Linked DNA regions of Homo sapiens: region 1 is linked to region 2. Evidence: read pairs that join two places in POLR2A ChIA-PET (ENCODE). Cell type or tissue: CD4-positive, alpha-beta T cell. All regions are shown on one strand. Each heading gives the region's core, and the rest is flanking DNA. Links, peaks and the distances in the headings are about the cores only. Region 1 overlaps MACF1 (microtubule actin crosslinking factor 1). Region 2 has its middle 20 kb from the start of MACF1.

Region 1 (8,341 bases), core at 103-8,102, 110 kb before region 2:
ACTGCTCACCTACTGAATCATGAGCTATCTAAATGACTATTGTTTTAAGCAACTAAATTTTAAGGTGGTGGTTTATACAACAAAAGCACACTAACGCAGATGTGTTTGTAACCTCACCTTTAACATACATATGTACACACACACACAAACACAGAAATCCATCACACCTGAAAATAAGCAGTATTCTCTTTCACATGCTGCTCAACACACAGGCACAGCTGCTTCATCCACTGCAACTGGGACTGGACAGCAGCACTGTAAGCCTGCAATAAACAAGCACACAGACAGAAGGGCTTGAGTTTAACAGACTCAATATATATGCGCAATACTATTTTCCAAGTACAACTCTGCTAATGATAGAGAAGCCAACAGAAAAGATGTGGAGATACTTGACTGGCATCTGCTCAATGCTTCCCACGAGTAAGAGGTGTTCCTTTAATCCAAAATGGTTTTGTTAGAGGGGGTTACATAGAAAAGGTCTCTTCCACACTCAGTTGTAAGTAAATGATCTAGGCAGCAAAACCCAGGCATAAATAAATTCCTCTGGAATTCTTCCACTGTTTCTCTTCTTTTGGCAAAGGCACCACACCAACAAGAGTCAAGTCAGGATCTGTCTGGATAGTTATTTGAAGAAATATGGTCCAAGTCACTTTTCCTCTGAAAGCTGTGAGCCAATGCCCCTTCTATTGTTTCTCTTAGTAGTTTCCTTAGACTAACAAAAATGTTTGCAGGCTTTTGAGGGACATAGGAACAGTCAGGAATGAAAAGAGAGAAGACCCAAGACAAATGTTCCCTGACACTTCCTCCAAGTCTTTCAGTGGAACAAAGTCTCTAATTTGAATACTTTTATAACAACAACCTCTCAGCATTTGACCTTCACACATTCTCAAGTCACACACCTCCACTGTCTGCTTGGCTGGGTGGTTCTCAAGTGAAAGTAGTTCTGCTGTATCTTGTAGAGAACGAAACACATCCTGTTTCTCCTCCAGTTCCATTGTCAACTCCTGAAAATGGAATTCAATTTTACAGCATAAGCACTCTTGGCAGTGGGGAGCGGATAGCATAAATAAAAGCTGTGTTCCCTATTTTAAAGGAACCTACAATATAGAATTGGTGGCAAAATGAGATGTATAAACAGTGCATGCCAGAGGATTGCAGAGAAGGGCACAAACACTGGAATTATTGGAAAATGATTCACAAAGGACATGGGACCTGACCCAGATGTGAGTAAAATGGGGGAACACAGAATAAGCATTGGACCAGAGACAAGAGATAACTTGGCTGGAGTGGACAGTTCCTGCACGTCAGTACCCACACCAGTACATGACACACCAGGACATGGGTATCAATGACTGGTTGGCTTTGCTTAGACTATTCAGCCTACAATGTCCTCCACTGACTCTAAATTCTATTAACTGCAGGACTCAATTTAAATAGCTCTTCTGTGAAGCTGGATACTGATCCTTACTATGCTTTCAGAGCACTTTCTTTATATCTCTGTTATAGCCTAATTTCAGTTCTCACACAGCCTGTTTATTGTATTATAGTATCCAATCTTCCTTCTTTAATTCAGTAGAATCATATGCCATTCTCCAATCAGAAGAAGCCTATATTTTTTAAGAACCCTAAATCAATAGAATTAAACTGTCTAAAGTGCATGTTAAAAACAAAAACAAGAAACTCCCTATTTGCATAGTTTACAAAATCTTTAAAAATCTTCTGAGTGTGAAAATACTAAAAGTAGCAAAAACTAATCCTAACTTGTCTACATCTTTCATTGAAAAGAATAAAAAGCAGTGTCCTATTGTCCAATGTTAAATTTCCCTTCCCATTTTTACAAACGAAGAGATTGAAACAAAAAAGTTAATAAATGAATTAAGGAGAATTCAGAAATTTGTGGAAAGTCCAGAGTATATCCCAGTTGAACAATACTAGACTAAATGCTTTGTCTAGATTAGCTTATTAAATCTTAATCTTTTATGCAACCGTTGGGGAATACGTGCTATTAGGGGAGGGGGTAGCTTTGAAGTGGTGCTATTATCTCATTTTATGGAGGTCCAGAGAGATTAAATGACTTCCCAAGGTTATAGAGCTAGTTAGTAGAAGAATAAGAATTTGAACTTAGGCACTCCAAAGCCTATAATCTTAACCACAATGCTGTATTGCTTCTGAAATGACTCAATTTACAGGTTGCTGCTCTATTCACCCAAGACACTGCCTTTCTAAATGCATTCTAGATAAATTAACTCTAGGGTTCTACTGTCCCTCTCTCCATTTACACTTCTCACATGCATGGATGCATTGAGTAGGGCCCCTATTTCTATCTAGCAGAGTGCAACTCCAGCCACCCAAGCTTTCAGCAGACTAGGCCCTGTCTCCTTCTGCTGCTGTTAAATAAGTATGACAGGCCTGCTACTGTGCTAGACTCACAGAGAAGTAATTTCTCTTGGCTGAGATATTGGAATTGTTGTCACTCCAGTCATATGCTAGTTCCTCCTCCTCCTTCTCATTCAACCAGATCAACTCAGCTGTAGCTCTGGAAACAAATTTATGCAGGCTCTGAAGGTGCCTCATCCGGAAGCTAGAAGTTTCCTAGACAAAGCAAGGATTATAAGATTAGACTGGCAGCCTTTGTATCTGTAGAAGATAGCACATTTGACATCAAAGGAGAGAATAACTCAGGAAATTAATTTGCTCTTAATCTCTGGATTTTTCCCCATGGATTCAAGTTTTGTACAAGTTTGATATAAGACTCCCAGAACTCTTTTCAATCCTAAGTAGAAAACAGAATTCATAAGGCCTTTGTGGTGCTCCTTGGATAAAGAATGGTCCTGGGCTGTCCTACTCTGGACAATCTTGATAAACAGGGATGAAAAACAACAGATCAGAGGGAAAGTCCCCTCTCTACAAATCTCAAACTTTTAGTTTTGGTGTCTCAAAGCACATATAGCCACACGTTTGTTGAAGCACAATACCTAGGATAGGTTCTATTTATTTAAAACGTTCAAGAACAGTAGTTTCTGACCCATTTAGAAAATTGGGAAAATGTTATAATAGATATGAATAAGTGCATAGTAAATGATATAACCTAATAAGCAGAAAACCAAAACAGGGCCAAACCAGGAGATTTCTGAATTACGGAAGAGAGTTGATTGGGGGGAACCAGACTCTATGAGCAGAATGTAAGAGAATCGGCAGAAACTCACCTTCAATTTACAATACTGTGTCTCCAGCTTTCCAAGAGTTTCAGCATAGCTGGTATGGAAATTCTGGGACATCTTTCCCTGATTAAAAAAGAATGAAATAAAAATACATTAGAGAAAGAGTAAGTAAACTACGTGTTATGGTTGCAACTATGCAAATATTATGTCTAGATAGAGATATGGATTGGTTGCTCTAAGAAAACAGAAGCTTAGACAACAAATTTCTGAGTCATATTTTATAACTTGGAGCAGCACTAAGTGAGCAACAGTTGAGCAGGGTAATTACAAACAACAGACCTCACTATCCTGTGTTTCCAGCAATTCTGGTAGGCTTCTAAGCAAAACCAATGCCTGATTCCCACTCAACTGCTTTTTTGAAGGGAAGAGTTGAAATATAAACTGGGAAGATAGAACAGTGACTGAAGGAGAGAGGAAACTGTGTGAATAGTTTCTCTAAACCAGCGCTCAACTGCAGGCAGATGGGGAAGTAAAAAGTGCCTGAATTTATAGAGGCAGAGGGCCTGAGTTTGGATGCTGCATCCACTACTTACTAATTCTGACCTCAGCTTCCAGTATCACTTTTCATTTTAGTAAAAAGGGGTTAATAAAAATACTTTTCTCACAAGTTTATTTCAAAGATTAACAGATACACTTCATGTGAAAAGGGAATTTGTCATAAACCGCTCTTCATCATCATTATTCTTTTCCAGAGCACCCTCCTCCTTCAATACAGCTTTATTGTGTGTACTGTCCTTTCATCCGTTCCAACCACGTCCCTCCTGTAATGTGGATTCTGAAGGCTACGCACCTCATACAACCTGGCCTCCTTGACACTTGAGCCCAGCTCTTCTACACTCGTATGGATGTGCTGCTGTGTTTCTAGCTGCAACTCCACACTAGGCAGGTCATTGCCCCACTCTGCTCGCTCCAGTTTCATCTGAAAAAGAAAAAATATATATATGACATAATTTACTGCTGGCTTGGTAGGAAAATGGTCAGAACCAATGTTAGGACAAGGAACCAAGGGGTAGAGGACTGAGCAAAAGGACATCCAGGCCATCTCCTTCAATCTACAGCCTCTTACACAAAAATTACGCCATCATCACCGCTAAGAAGCAGGAGAACAGAGCCCACCAATTATACAACAGAGCAGCCTTTTGCTGCTGCATTATTAGTATACATTCCTGGAGTAATCAACCAAAAGGGAAAGGGAACTTCACAGGCTTAAAATGCTTAACTTTACAGTTTAGGCATTTCTCTTTATGGAGTCTTTTCATTTCACAATCATAACTGATATAACAAAGAAGTATCTGAAAATATTTAGCTTCATTTCATGACATCAACTACTGGCCAATGGAAGATAATTTTAAAACAGGTTACTTTGGGATATTTTTATTTATTGTTACATGGGGAATATATTATGCAGACATAGGAAGAATTTAATATAAAACAAAAGGGTTAGAAAGATAAGGGCAATATCAAATTTGAACCACTATCATTGAACACATGTAAATAGTGCCCCTTGGAACTGCGGAATACAGTAGCCTTGCTTAAACTTAAGAGTTACGATTGCCAGGCGCAGTGGCTCACGCCTGTAATCCCAGCACTTTGGGGGGCTGAGGCAGGTGGATCACCTGAGGTCAGGAGTTCGAGACCAGCCTGGCCAACATGGTGAAACCCCATCTCTACTAAAAATACAAAAATCAGCCAGGCATGGTGGTGGGCGCCTGTAATCCCAGCTACTTGAGAGGCTGAGGCAGGAGAATTGCTTGGCTTGAACCCAGGAGTCAGAGGTTGCAGTGACTGGAGATCACGCCACTGCACTCCAGCCTGGGTGACGGAGTGAGACTCTGTCTCAAAAAAAAAAGTTGAGACTGGGCATAATGGCTCACTCCTGTAATCCCAGCACTTTGGGAGGCCAAGGTGGGCGGATCACCTGAGGTCAGGAGTTCAAGACCAGCCTGGCTAACATGGTGAAACCCCATTTCTACTAAAAAAAAAAATACAAAAAATTAGCTGGGCGTGGTGGCGCACGCCTGTAATCTCAGCTACTAGGGAGGCTGAGACAGGAGAATCGCTTGAACACGGGAGGCAGAGGTTGCAGTGAGCCGAGATCGTGCCATTGCACTCCAGTTTGGGCAACAAGAGTGAAACTCCATCTCAAAAAAAAAAAAAAAAAAAGTTACATCAACAATGAAAAACGAAGAATAAACTCCTCTGTCAATGAGAGAATAAAAAAAAAAAAAAAACAGATTTACCCTATAAAAAATACAAGACATTCTTCACAGAAATAAAAAAAAAATTCTAAAATTTATATGGAACCACAAAAGACCCAAAATAACCAAAGCTATCCTGAGCAAAAAGAACAAAACTGGAGGAATCACATTACCTGACTTCAAATTATACTGCAGAGCTATAGTAACCAAATAGCATAGTACTAGCCTAGAAATGGACACATAGACCAATGGAACAGAATAGAGAACCCAGAAACAAATCCATACACCTACAATGAACTCATTTTCAACAAATGTGCCAAGAACATACACTGGGGTAAGGACAGTCTCTTCAATTAATGGTGCTGGGAAAACTGGATATCTGTATGTAGAAGAATGAAACTTGATCCCTGTCCCTTGTCATCATACACAAAAATCAAATCAAAATGGATAAACACCTTAAACTATGAAACTACTACAAGAAAACACCAGAAATACTTTCCAAGACACTAGTCTAGGAAAAAGTTTCTTGAATAATACCACACCAACATAGGCAACCAAAGCTAAAATGAACAAATGGGATTACATCAAGTTAACAAGCTTCTGCACAGTGAATCAACAAAGGAAAGGGACAGGCCAGGTGTGGTGGCTCACGCCTGTAATCCCAGCACTTTGGGAGGCCGAGACGGGTGGATCACCTGAGGTCAGGAGTTCGAGACCAGCCTGGCCAATGTGGTGAACCCCATCTCTACTAAAAATACAAAATTAGCTGGGCATGGTGGCGCGTGCCTGTAGTCCCAGCTACTTGGGAGGCTGAGGCATGAGAATTGCTTAGAATCCAAAGGTTGCAGTGAGCCGAGATTGCGCCATTGCACTCCAGCCTGGGAGACAGAACAAGACTCTGTCTCAAAAAAAAAAAAAAAAAAAAAAAAAAAAAAAAGGACAACCCACAGAATGGGAGAAAATGTTTGCAAACTACTTATCTGACAAGGGATTAATAACTGGAATATATAAGGAGCTCAAACAACTCTACTGGAAAAAAACTAATAATCTAATTAAAAATGAGTAAAAGATTTGAATAGATATTTCTCAAAAGAAGACATACAAATGGCAAACAGGCACGTGAAAAGGTGCTCAACGTCACTAATTATCAGAGAAATGCAACTCAAAACTACAATGTGATATCATCTCACCCCAGTTAAAATGGCTTTTATCCAAAAGACAGGCAATATACAAATGCTGGTGAGGATATGGAGAAAACGGAAGCCTCGTATGCTGTTGGTGGGAATGTAAATTAGTACAACCACTATGGAGAACAGTTTGGAGGTTCCTCAAATCACTAACAATAGAGCTACTGTATGATCCAGCAATCCCACTGCTGGGTATATACTCAAAAGAAAGGAAATCAGTGTATCAAAGAGATCTGCATTCCCACATTTGTTGCACCACTATTCACAATAGCCAGAATTTGGAAGCAACCTAAGTGTCCATCACAGATGAATGGAGAAAGAAAATGTGGTACTTAAACACAATGGAGTACTATTCAACCATAAAAAAGAATGAGAACCTGTCATTTGCAACAATATGGATGGAACTAGAGGTTATTATGTTAAGTGAAATATGCTAGGCACAGAAAGACAAACAATGCATGTTCTCACTTAGCTGTGGGATGTATAAATCAAAACAGGCTGGGAAGAGTATTACGGGATCAGAGGGAGGTGGGGATGATTCATGGGTACAAAAAAATAAAGAATGAATAATACCTAGCATCTGATAGAACAACAGGATGACTATAGTCAAAATAATTTAGTTGTACATTTTTTTGTTTAATGTTTTATTTTTGAGATGGGGTATTGCTCTGTTGCCCAGGCTGGAGCGCAGTGGTGCGATCTTGGCTCACTTGCAACCTCTGCCTCCCAAGCTCAAGTGATCCTCCCACCTCAGCCTCCCAAGTAGCTGGGACCACCGGTGCGCGCCATCATTCCCGGTTAGTTTTCCATACAGATGGGATTTCGCATGTTGCCCAGACTGGTCTTGAACTCCTGGACTCACACAATCCGCCCACCTCGGCCTCCCAAAGTGCTAGGATTACAGGTGTGAGCTACCACGCCCAGCCTGTACTTTTTTTTTTTTTTTTAGATGGAGTCTCACTCTATCTCCCAGGCTGGAGTGCAGTGGCACAATCTCAGCTCACTGCAAGCTTCACTTCCCTGGTTCACGCCATTCTCCTGCCTCAGCCTCCCAAGTAGCTGGGACTACAGGCGCCCACCACCACACCTGGCTAGTTTTTTGTATTTTTAGTAGAGACGGGGTTTCACCATGTTAGCCAGGATGGTCTCGATCTCCTGAGCTTGTGATCCACCCGCCTAGGCCTCCCAAAGTGCTGGGAATACAGGCGTGAGCCACTGCACCCGGCACCCAGCCTATACATTTTTAAATAACTAAAAGAGTATAACTGGATTGTCTGTAACACAAAGGATAAATTTCCTGAGATGACGGATACCTCATTTTCCATGATGTGATTATTATGCATTACATGCCTGTATCAAAATATCTCATGTATCGTATAAATATATGTACCTTCTATGTACCCACAAAAAATTTTTTTAATTAAAAAAAAAGGTAACAGATGTAAAGACATTGCAATTTTCACCAAGCTCTCACTCAGAGTACAGTTAGCTGAGGGAAAAGATTCCAAAGGGTTTCAAATGAGAAAACTGTATGCTATTCAGTACGGGACTGTGAGAATTTGTGCCAACCTCATCCATGCAAGATTTAAGGAGAAGGGGGCTTGGGTCTCAGGCAGCATCAATAATTAAGAAAGTCAAGCCAGGTATGGTGGCATATACCTATTGTCCCAGCTACTCAAGAGACTGAGGCAGGAGGATCACTTCAGCCCAGGAGTTCCAGTCCAGCCTGGGCAAC
Region 2 (8,341 bases), core at 171-8,170:
ACCAGAATTGGCCCCCAGATGGGAGACTGGCCAGTCTTTCCTGGGGAAACCAACCTCCTCTACCTGGTTATTCATTAGGAGTATACCAGTTAACGAGTCCCACCAATCAGCATTTTAGGGCCCAGCTCTTTCTTTTTTTATTTTTGGAGACAGGGTCTCACTCTGTTGCCCAAGCTGGAGTGTAGTGGCGCAGTCTCAGCTTACTACAGCTTCAACCTCCGGGGCTCAAGCAATCTGCCCACCTCAGCCTCCATGCGCCACCACATCCAGCTCATTTTTGTAATTTTTTGTACAGATGGGGTTGCCCAGGCTAGTCTTGAACTCCTGGGCTCAAGCAATCCACCTGCCTCGGCCTCCCAAAGTGCTGGGATTATAGGTGTGAGCCACTGTGCCTGGCCAGGGCCCAAGTCTTAAATGTGAAGATCACCAAGAAACATCAGACATTTTAAGAGAACTTCTAACATGAAAGACAGAGACCAAAATAAATAGAAGGAGCTCAGAAGAAACAGAGACAATGCTGGATGCAGAGGAAAAAAGAAAAGAAAGGGAAGGGAAGGGGAGGGGAGGGGAGGGGAGAGGAGGGGAGAGGAGGGGAGGGAAGGGAAGGGAAGGGAAGGGAAAGGGGAAAGAAGGAAGGAAGGAAGGAGAGAGGAGAGAGAGAGAGAGAGAGACAGAGAGAGAGAGAGACAGAGAGAGAGAGAGAGAAAGACAGCCTCTAATTAATATCCTTAGAGAGACTTAAAAGGCAGTATTAGCCAGACAATTGCTTGAAGCCAGGAGTTTGAGGCCAGCTTGGGCAACATAGCGAGATCTCATTTCTACAAAAAAATTTTAAATAATTTTTTAAAAAATCTGCTAGAAAGTGATTTGCAACCTAGAACTCTATACTCAAACTCTTAATCAAATGAAAAGTAGAATAAGACATTTTCAGATAAGCAAAGTCTCAAAAACATTTACCTCCCTTGTATCCTTTCTCAGGAAGCTAGGATATACCACAATGAAAAAATGGAGTACATCATGAAATACGACATCAGCTCTGGGAAACATGAAATCCAACAGGGAAGACAGGTGAGGGAATTTCCCCGTATGATAGTGAAGGGAAGTGCCAGGATGACAGCTTTACTAAAGGCTTTAAGAGCAACCCATCCAGAGTGAATAAGAGAAAGCTCCTGGGGGATGTCTCCAAATAGACTATTGAACTAAAAGATTATTTGATATGTTTCAACATACTGAGAGAGAAGTCTTAGAGTCCCATGAGAGAGTCTGAAGGTATGTACATAGATCAGTAAACAAGTGACAAAATATGGCAATTATTAATTCCAGGAAAAATTAAAAGTTGGTCCAAAAAGGAAATGTAATCATAGTATATTACATAGCTCACCTTTAAGCAATATTTATATAATCACAATAATCTGAACACTGAATATAACGGCAATAACGTGTGACTTTGGGAAGAAGGGGGAAGAGAAAGTGTGTACGTTAAGGGGGTAAGAATAAAAAAACTAAACCCTAATTTTCTGTAGTAGAATATCAACAGATAATGTTCAAAACCAAAAAAAAAAAAAAATCAAGAATCACTAGTAAAAGAGAAAGAAATATATTCTGGCTGTTTGTGTGTGCAGAAAAAAAAGAAACAGAAATGTGGCCCAGGTGTGGGGGCCCACACCTGCAATCCCAGCACTCTGGGAGGCCAAGGTAGGAGCATCATTTGAGGCCAGGAGTTTGAGACTAGCCTGGAGAACAAAACAAGACCCCCAACTCTACAAAAAGAAAAAAAAATTAGCCAGGCGCAGTGGTACACACCTATAGTCTAAGCTACTCAGGAAGCTGAGGTGGGAAGATCCCTTGAGCCCAGGAGTTCAAGGGTGCAGTGAGCCATGATCACACCACTGCACTCCAGCCTGGGTGGAAGAGTGAGACCCTGTCTCTTAAAAAAAAATAGTGGAAAATACAGATTATTTTTGTCATATGCCTTATAGTAATATTTTAACCTTTTAAAGTAAGAACATGTATAATTTTGATTTAATGTTATAGAAAGTTGGACTGGATTATGAAAGATCTTAAATGACAAGATGAGTTTGGATTTTATCCTATAGGTGAGCCCCTAAAAAAGTCATTTCTAGGCCGGGCGTGGTGGCGCGTGCCTGTAATCCCAGCTACTCGGGAGGCTGAGGCAGGAGAATCATTTGAACCAGGGAGTTGGTGGTTGCAGTGAGCCGAGCATGCCACGGCACTCCAGCCTGGTGACAGAGTGAGACTCTGTCTCAAATTAAAAAAAAAAAAAAGTCATTTCACCCCCCACCAAAACACACACACACACACACACACACACACACACAGAGAGAGAGAGAGAGAGAGAGAGAGAGAGAGAGAGAGAGAGAGATGTTCAGAATCCCAGCCCCCACATGGATTCCCTTAACATTCTGGAATCTGGTTAATTGGGTTTCAGATATTTCTCCCTTATCCACTCCTCTACCTCATGATTAAAGGCCTTTAGCTCATAACCAAAGGGAGAGAGGACCTGTATATATTATGTGGCAGGTACGAGTCTTGGGCTCAGACTCATCTGACAACGAGTCAGGTGGTGACTTCTGAAACAGCATCACCACAGATTACCCTCAGGGGGCTCCCAAATCAAATACACCCTAGGGAACTTTCTTCCCTGGGTCCTTCAGCACTTCAGGTTAAAAATCTCTTCTAATGATTTGTTATTTCATGAAGAGATACAGGGAGATGGCTGCTAGCAGGGAGGAGGAATATTGCTAACTAAGCCCCCGGAAAGTCCAGCACCCTTCTCTAAGAAGTAAGTTATCTGACTCATTTCCTTCTTATCCTACTCCAAAGATCTGTTTACATCCTACAGTGTACCTAGTAATATTGTCTAAAAACAAAACTCATGATCAGCCAGAAGAACGTAACAATTAAAGACTGTGTCAAGAAATAAATAAAGCTTTCCTTCCTCCCTTTCAAATTATAGTTGTTGTTTTTTAACTTTTCCTTCTTGCTTCTGATATATCTTGGGTTTATTTAAAAAAAAAATTTTTTTTTTTAAAGAAACTGGGCCTCTATGCTGTCCAGGCTGGAGTACAGTGACTACACAGGCACAATCATGGCACTATTCTATAGCCTTGAACTCCTGGGCTCAAGCAATCCTCCTGCCTTAGCCTCCCGAGTAGCTAGAACTACAGGTGTGAGCTACCATGCCCAGCTCTTCTGATATATCTTTTTCTTTTCTTTTTCCTTTTTTGTTTTTTTTTTTTTTGAGACGGAGTCTCGCTCTGTCGCCCAGGCTGGAGTGCAGTGGTGCCATGTCGGCTCACTGCAAGCTCCACCTCCCAGGTACATGCCATTCTCCTGCCTCAGCCTCCCGTGTAGCTGGGACTACAGGCACCCGCCACCACGCCCAGCTAATTTTTTTGTATTTTTAGTAGAGATGGGGTTTCACCGTGTTAGCCAGGATGGTCTCGATCTCCTGACCTCGTGATCCACCTGCCTCGGCCTCCCAAAGTGCTGGGATTACAGGCGTGTGCCACCACGCCCAGCACCAGCCCTGATACATCTTAAAGAGAGGTAGTATCTTCTACTTTTTTGGTGGTGTCCTATGCAGCCTAAAAGTCCCTTTTTCCAGGCCATCTTCAGATGAACGAGTTATAAGCACAAAGGCAGCAATTGATATTGCTAAGCCATCTCTCCTAAGACCTTCCTTGAGAGGCCTGAAACCTGAGGCAGAATATTATCAATGCTAGCCTCTCTTTTATCTTTGTGTAAATGGCTAATTTAGCCTCCAACCTCATAATCACACAGACTCTGGTAGGTGCATGATGATGACCAGGAGCACTCTTTCACAATCTTAATATAAATAACAGCCTGAATAACCTAACCAACTTTACTGCTTTGCGATATGAAAAGATACTAAGACTTATCCTGACTGAAACTCTCCATCCCGCCACCACACTCCGCCTCACCTTATCAGCTTCAACCATACAACACCATTGGAGGGCCCTCTACTCAAAGAAGAAAAACACCACCACCACAAGACTTAACTGGGCTTTGAGCAAAGATCTAGCTCTTGCCAAAATACTAGATGGAACTAGGGTACTTTTGGCAATAAGGTAAAAAATTCTGAGATCTGACCTTCTGATGTCAAGGCAAGTTCCCCTCTCTAAATATGTCAGAGGAAATGTCATGCCTTCAAACCAGCCAGTATGACCATGTGAGGCTCATTTCCAAGACACAGACCCTGCTAGCTATAGAACTGAGGCACACAGTGCAGGAACCCACACACGCCGCCCTGCATGAAAAAGAAGTCCATGACTAGCACAGGATGTTGTGAGCCATCTCACCCAGATACAAACACAGTATACCCAAGACATGCATAGACTCAACCATATGCTCTGAGGGCACATGAACAGCACTGCCCACACCAGGGCTCATGAAATAGGAACTAAAAAACAGGTGATGTTTCCTGTGATTTATGCTGGTCAATCATTCTGACTGCCCAGGCAGCCACACCATTTAATATCTTCCAGCAGCTCAATCAAGGTTCCTGTCTCCACCTGCTCCTGTGACATCATCCTGTCATTATATGTTCTTTGAAATTCCTTTGATGAAAAATGAGTCACTTCTTCCTGCCAACACAGGCCTGAGCCTCTTCCACACATGTCATTCTTTGGTAATCCTGTGGGGGCAGGGTGCCACCCAGAGGTTTCTGCAGCTACTCTCGCTATACCTCCCAAGAAAGAAGGCCTCAGAGCAAGATCAAACATAGCCTGGGGAAAAATGGGCAAATGATGAAAGAAGTGAGGATCTTGGTGGAGCTGGGTATGGGGCTGGGAAACTGCCTACTCCAGTGTGACACACAGTTTAAAGGATGAAGTAAGAACTAAGGTAGGGCACAGTCCCACTTAAAACTTGGAAATGCTTCAACTTCAGAGTGCTCACCTTAAAAGTTCGCTTCCTGATATAAAGTGCCATCATGTATTCTCCTGCAAAAAAATGATTGCAAACCTGTTTCTCACCTTGAAGATTTGGGGCAACAGTAACTTGCCTGCTCAAGACAGTGACAGTTCTGAAGCAAAATATTCAAGACAACTTCAAGATTCTCAGTGGCAGCAATAAGGGGCCCAATACAAACAGACAAATACTATTCATACCTACAAATCAGCCTAATATTTTTATAACAGCTTCACTGAGATTTGGTTAACATAAATTCACCCTTTTTAGGTAAACAATTCAATGGATATTTAAGTATCAGTATGTTCACAGAGTTGTTCAACCATCACCATTATCTAACTTTAGAACATTCCATCACCCCCTGAAGAAACCCTATATCAATTAGCAGTCACTTCCCATTCGCCCCTCCTCAACCCCTAGCAACCACTAATCTACTTATGGTCTCTATGGATTTGCCTATTATGTATAAATGGTATAAATGGAATCATACAAGCCTTTTGTGTCTGGCTTCTTTCACTTAGTCTAATGTTCTCAAGGTTGATCCATGTTAGCATCAATCAGTACTTCATTCCTTTTCACTGACAAATAATATTCTGTTGTATGGATATGCCACAGTGTGTTTATCCATTCATCAGTTGATAGATGTTTCAGCTGTTTCTGCTTTGGGGCTACTATGAATAATGCTGCTATGAACATTTATGTACGAGTTTTCTATGAATATATGTTTTCTATATTCTATGAATATAATATTTCTTTTGGATATATACTTTGGAATTGCTGGGTCATGTGGCAACTCTACTTTTTGAAGAACCACCAAACTGTTTTCTAAAGCAGGTGCACCATTTTATATTCCCACCAGCAATGTTGGGGGTGTTCCAATTTCTCCACATCCTCACTCTCTTTTTTATTAAAGCCATTCTAGTGGGTATGAAGTGGTATCTCATTGTGATCTTGATTAGCATTTCCATAATAACTAATGATGTTAAGCATCTAAGCATCTTTTCATGTGCTTATTAGCCATTTGTATATCTTCTTTGAAGAAATGGCTATATAAATCCTTTGCCCATTTTTTTATTGGGTTTTCTTTTTACTGTTGAGTTCAAAGAATTCTTTATATATTTTGGATATAAGTCCCTTATTAGATATATGATTTGCAAATATTTTCTCCCATTCTGTGAGGTGTCTTCATTTTCTAGGTAGTGTCCTTTGAAGCACAAAGGTTTTACATTTTGATCAAGTATAATTTCTCTATTTTTTTCTTTTTTGTGTATACTTTCAGTGTTAGCTACAAGAAACCACTACCTAATCCAAGGTCACAAAGATTTACCCCTAAGTTTTCTTCTAATAGTTTTGTAATTTTAGCTCTTATATGTAGGTCTATGTTCCACTTTGAGTTAAGTTTTATATGTTGTGTGAGGTCAGGGTTTAAATTCTTTTTTTTTTTTTTTTTAAGGTGGAGTCTTGCTCTGTTGCCCAGGCTGGAGTGCAATGGCGTCATCTCAGCTCACTGCAACCTCTGCCTCCCGGGTTCAAGCGATTCTCCTGCCTCAGCCTCCCGAGTAGCTGGGATTACAGGTGCCCGCCACCACATCCAGCTAATTTTTGTATTTTTAGTAGAAATGGGGTTTCACAATGTTGGCCAGGCTGGTCTCGAACTCCTGATCTCGTGATCCACCTACCTCTGCCTGCTAAAGTGCTGGGATTATGGGCGTGAGCCACAACGCCTGGCCAATTTCATTCTTTTGTATATGGATATCCAGTTGTCCCAGTATAATTTGTTGAAAAGACAATTCTTTCTACATTGAATTGTCTTGGCACCTTTATCACAAATCAATTTACCATAAATGTAAGGGTTTATTTTTAGACTCTCAATTCTATTCCATTGATCTATATGTCTATCCCTATGCCAGTACCATCCTGTCTTAATTACTGTAGCTTTGTAGTAAGTTTTCAAATCTGGAAGTGTGAGTCCTCCAATTTTGTTCTTTTTCAAGATTGTTTTGACTATTCTGGGTCCCTTGCATTTTCACATGAATTTCAGGAGCAGCTTGCCAATTTCTGGAAGAAGAGGAGGAGGAGGAAGAGGAAGACGAAGAATAAGAGGAAGAGGAGGAGGAGGAGAAGAAAGAAGAAGAAAAAACCCCACTGGGATTCTGACAGGGATTGCATTGAATCTATAGATCAGTTTGGGGAGTGCTGCCATCTTAACAATATTAAGTCTTCCAATGCATGAACGTATAAAGTAAAAGGCAATGTGAGCCACTCTTTACTAATACTCGGAAACTAAAATACTCAAATTTCCCTATGCTCTATCAAATATTTAGCACACTGGAGACCCCTGATTTGGAGGATCCCCCCAAAATAAGTAATATGCTAAAAAGATACTGATTACTGGCCCAGCGCAGTGGCTCACGCCTATAATCCCAGCACTTTGGAAGGCCAAGGCGGGTGTACCGCTTGAGGCCAGGAGTTCGAAGCCAGCCTGGACAACGTGGCAAAATCCCATCTCTACTAAAAATACAAAAATATTAGCTGGGCATGGTAGCACGCGCCTGTAGTCCCAGCTGCTCAGGAGGCTGTGGCACAAGAATCACTTGAACCCGGGAGGCAGAGGCTGCAGTGAACAGAGATGGGCTACTGTAGTCGAGCCTGGGCAACAGAGCCAGACCCTGTCTCAAAAAAAAAGATATTGATTAAAAAGTAACAGAGTGTCTTTTGTACTGCAAAGCAACAATTTTCAACAAGTTCCCAAAACAGCTGAACACCCTGAGACCTAAGAAAAAGAGACTTAGCCAACCATAGCCAGGGATGAGAGGAACAGCAAAGGCCCTGAGATCCGTCAGGCCCCACTGACCTTGGCTCATTCTACCTTAGTAAAAGGAAGAAGGATAGAATAATCATAATCCATTTCTCTATCACAAATGCGTCAAATATGTAAAAAAGTATCAAAAGAAGAAAGTACATCTTCTTTGTGTGTGTGCGTGTGAGGTGGAGTATCGCTCTGTTGCCCAGGCTGGAGTCTAGTGGCGCAATCTCGGCTCACTGAAACCTCTGCCTCCCAGATTCAAGCGATTCTCCTGTCTCAGCCTCCCCGGTAGCTGGAATTACAGGCATGAGCCACCACGCCCTGCTAATTTTTGTATTTTTAGTAGAGATGGGGTTTCACCATGTTGGCCAGGCTGGCCTTGAACTCCTGACCCCAAGTGATCCACCTGCCTCAGCCTCCCAAAGTGCTGGGATTACAGATACGAGCCACCATGCCTGGCCTATATCTCCTTTTATATCAATTGGCCACAACTCATCCCTAAGAAAAATAAATCTTTGCATTAGTACCAGAGTAGGGAACCAGAAATTTTATTAAAAATAGGCTTGTATCTTGCAATCTGGT

The links. ChIA-PET counts read pairs that join two places held together with the same protein. Peaks named below come from ENCODE experiments on the same cell type or tissue, not always from the same donor. Only the 100,000 strongest peaks of a DNase experiment are listed, where the experiment ranks them.
Region 1: POLR2A ChIA-PET joins it to region 2 with 5 read pairs; 5 of 35 experiments call an interaction of 5 or more read pairs at or near these places.

What each region holds. Positions count from the first base shown.
Region 1 is chr1:39,287,709-39,296,049 of GRCh38, reverse strand. It overlaps MACF1 (microtubule actin crosslinking factor 1), which reads right to left. Exons shown (of 101, transcript NM_001394062.1): 16 at 4,012-4,140; 17 at 3,207-3,284; 18 at 2,431-2,592; 19 at 900-1,004; 20 at 168-263. Among named protein-coding and RNA genes, the nearest start is that of MACF1, 87 kb to the right of the region's middle. In CD4-positive, alpha-beta T cell, for the core only: no CTCF peak of the experiment used is centred there; no DNase peak of the experiment used is centred there.
Region 2 is chr1:39,180,213-39,188,553 of GRCh38, reverse strand. It overlaps a transcript of MACF1 not described here. Among named protein-coding and RNA genes, the nearest start is that of MACF1, 20 kb to the left of the region's middle. RefSeq lists enhancers at 3,945-4,458, 4,435-4,704, 4,459-4,973, 4,214-5,413. In CD4-positive, alpha-beta T cell, for the core only: CTCF peaks have their summits at 4,475 and 4,674 (motif pointing left); DNase peaks (open chromatin) are centred at 2,683, 4,313 and 4,663; H3K27ac peaks cover 2,182 bases.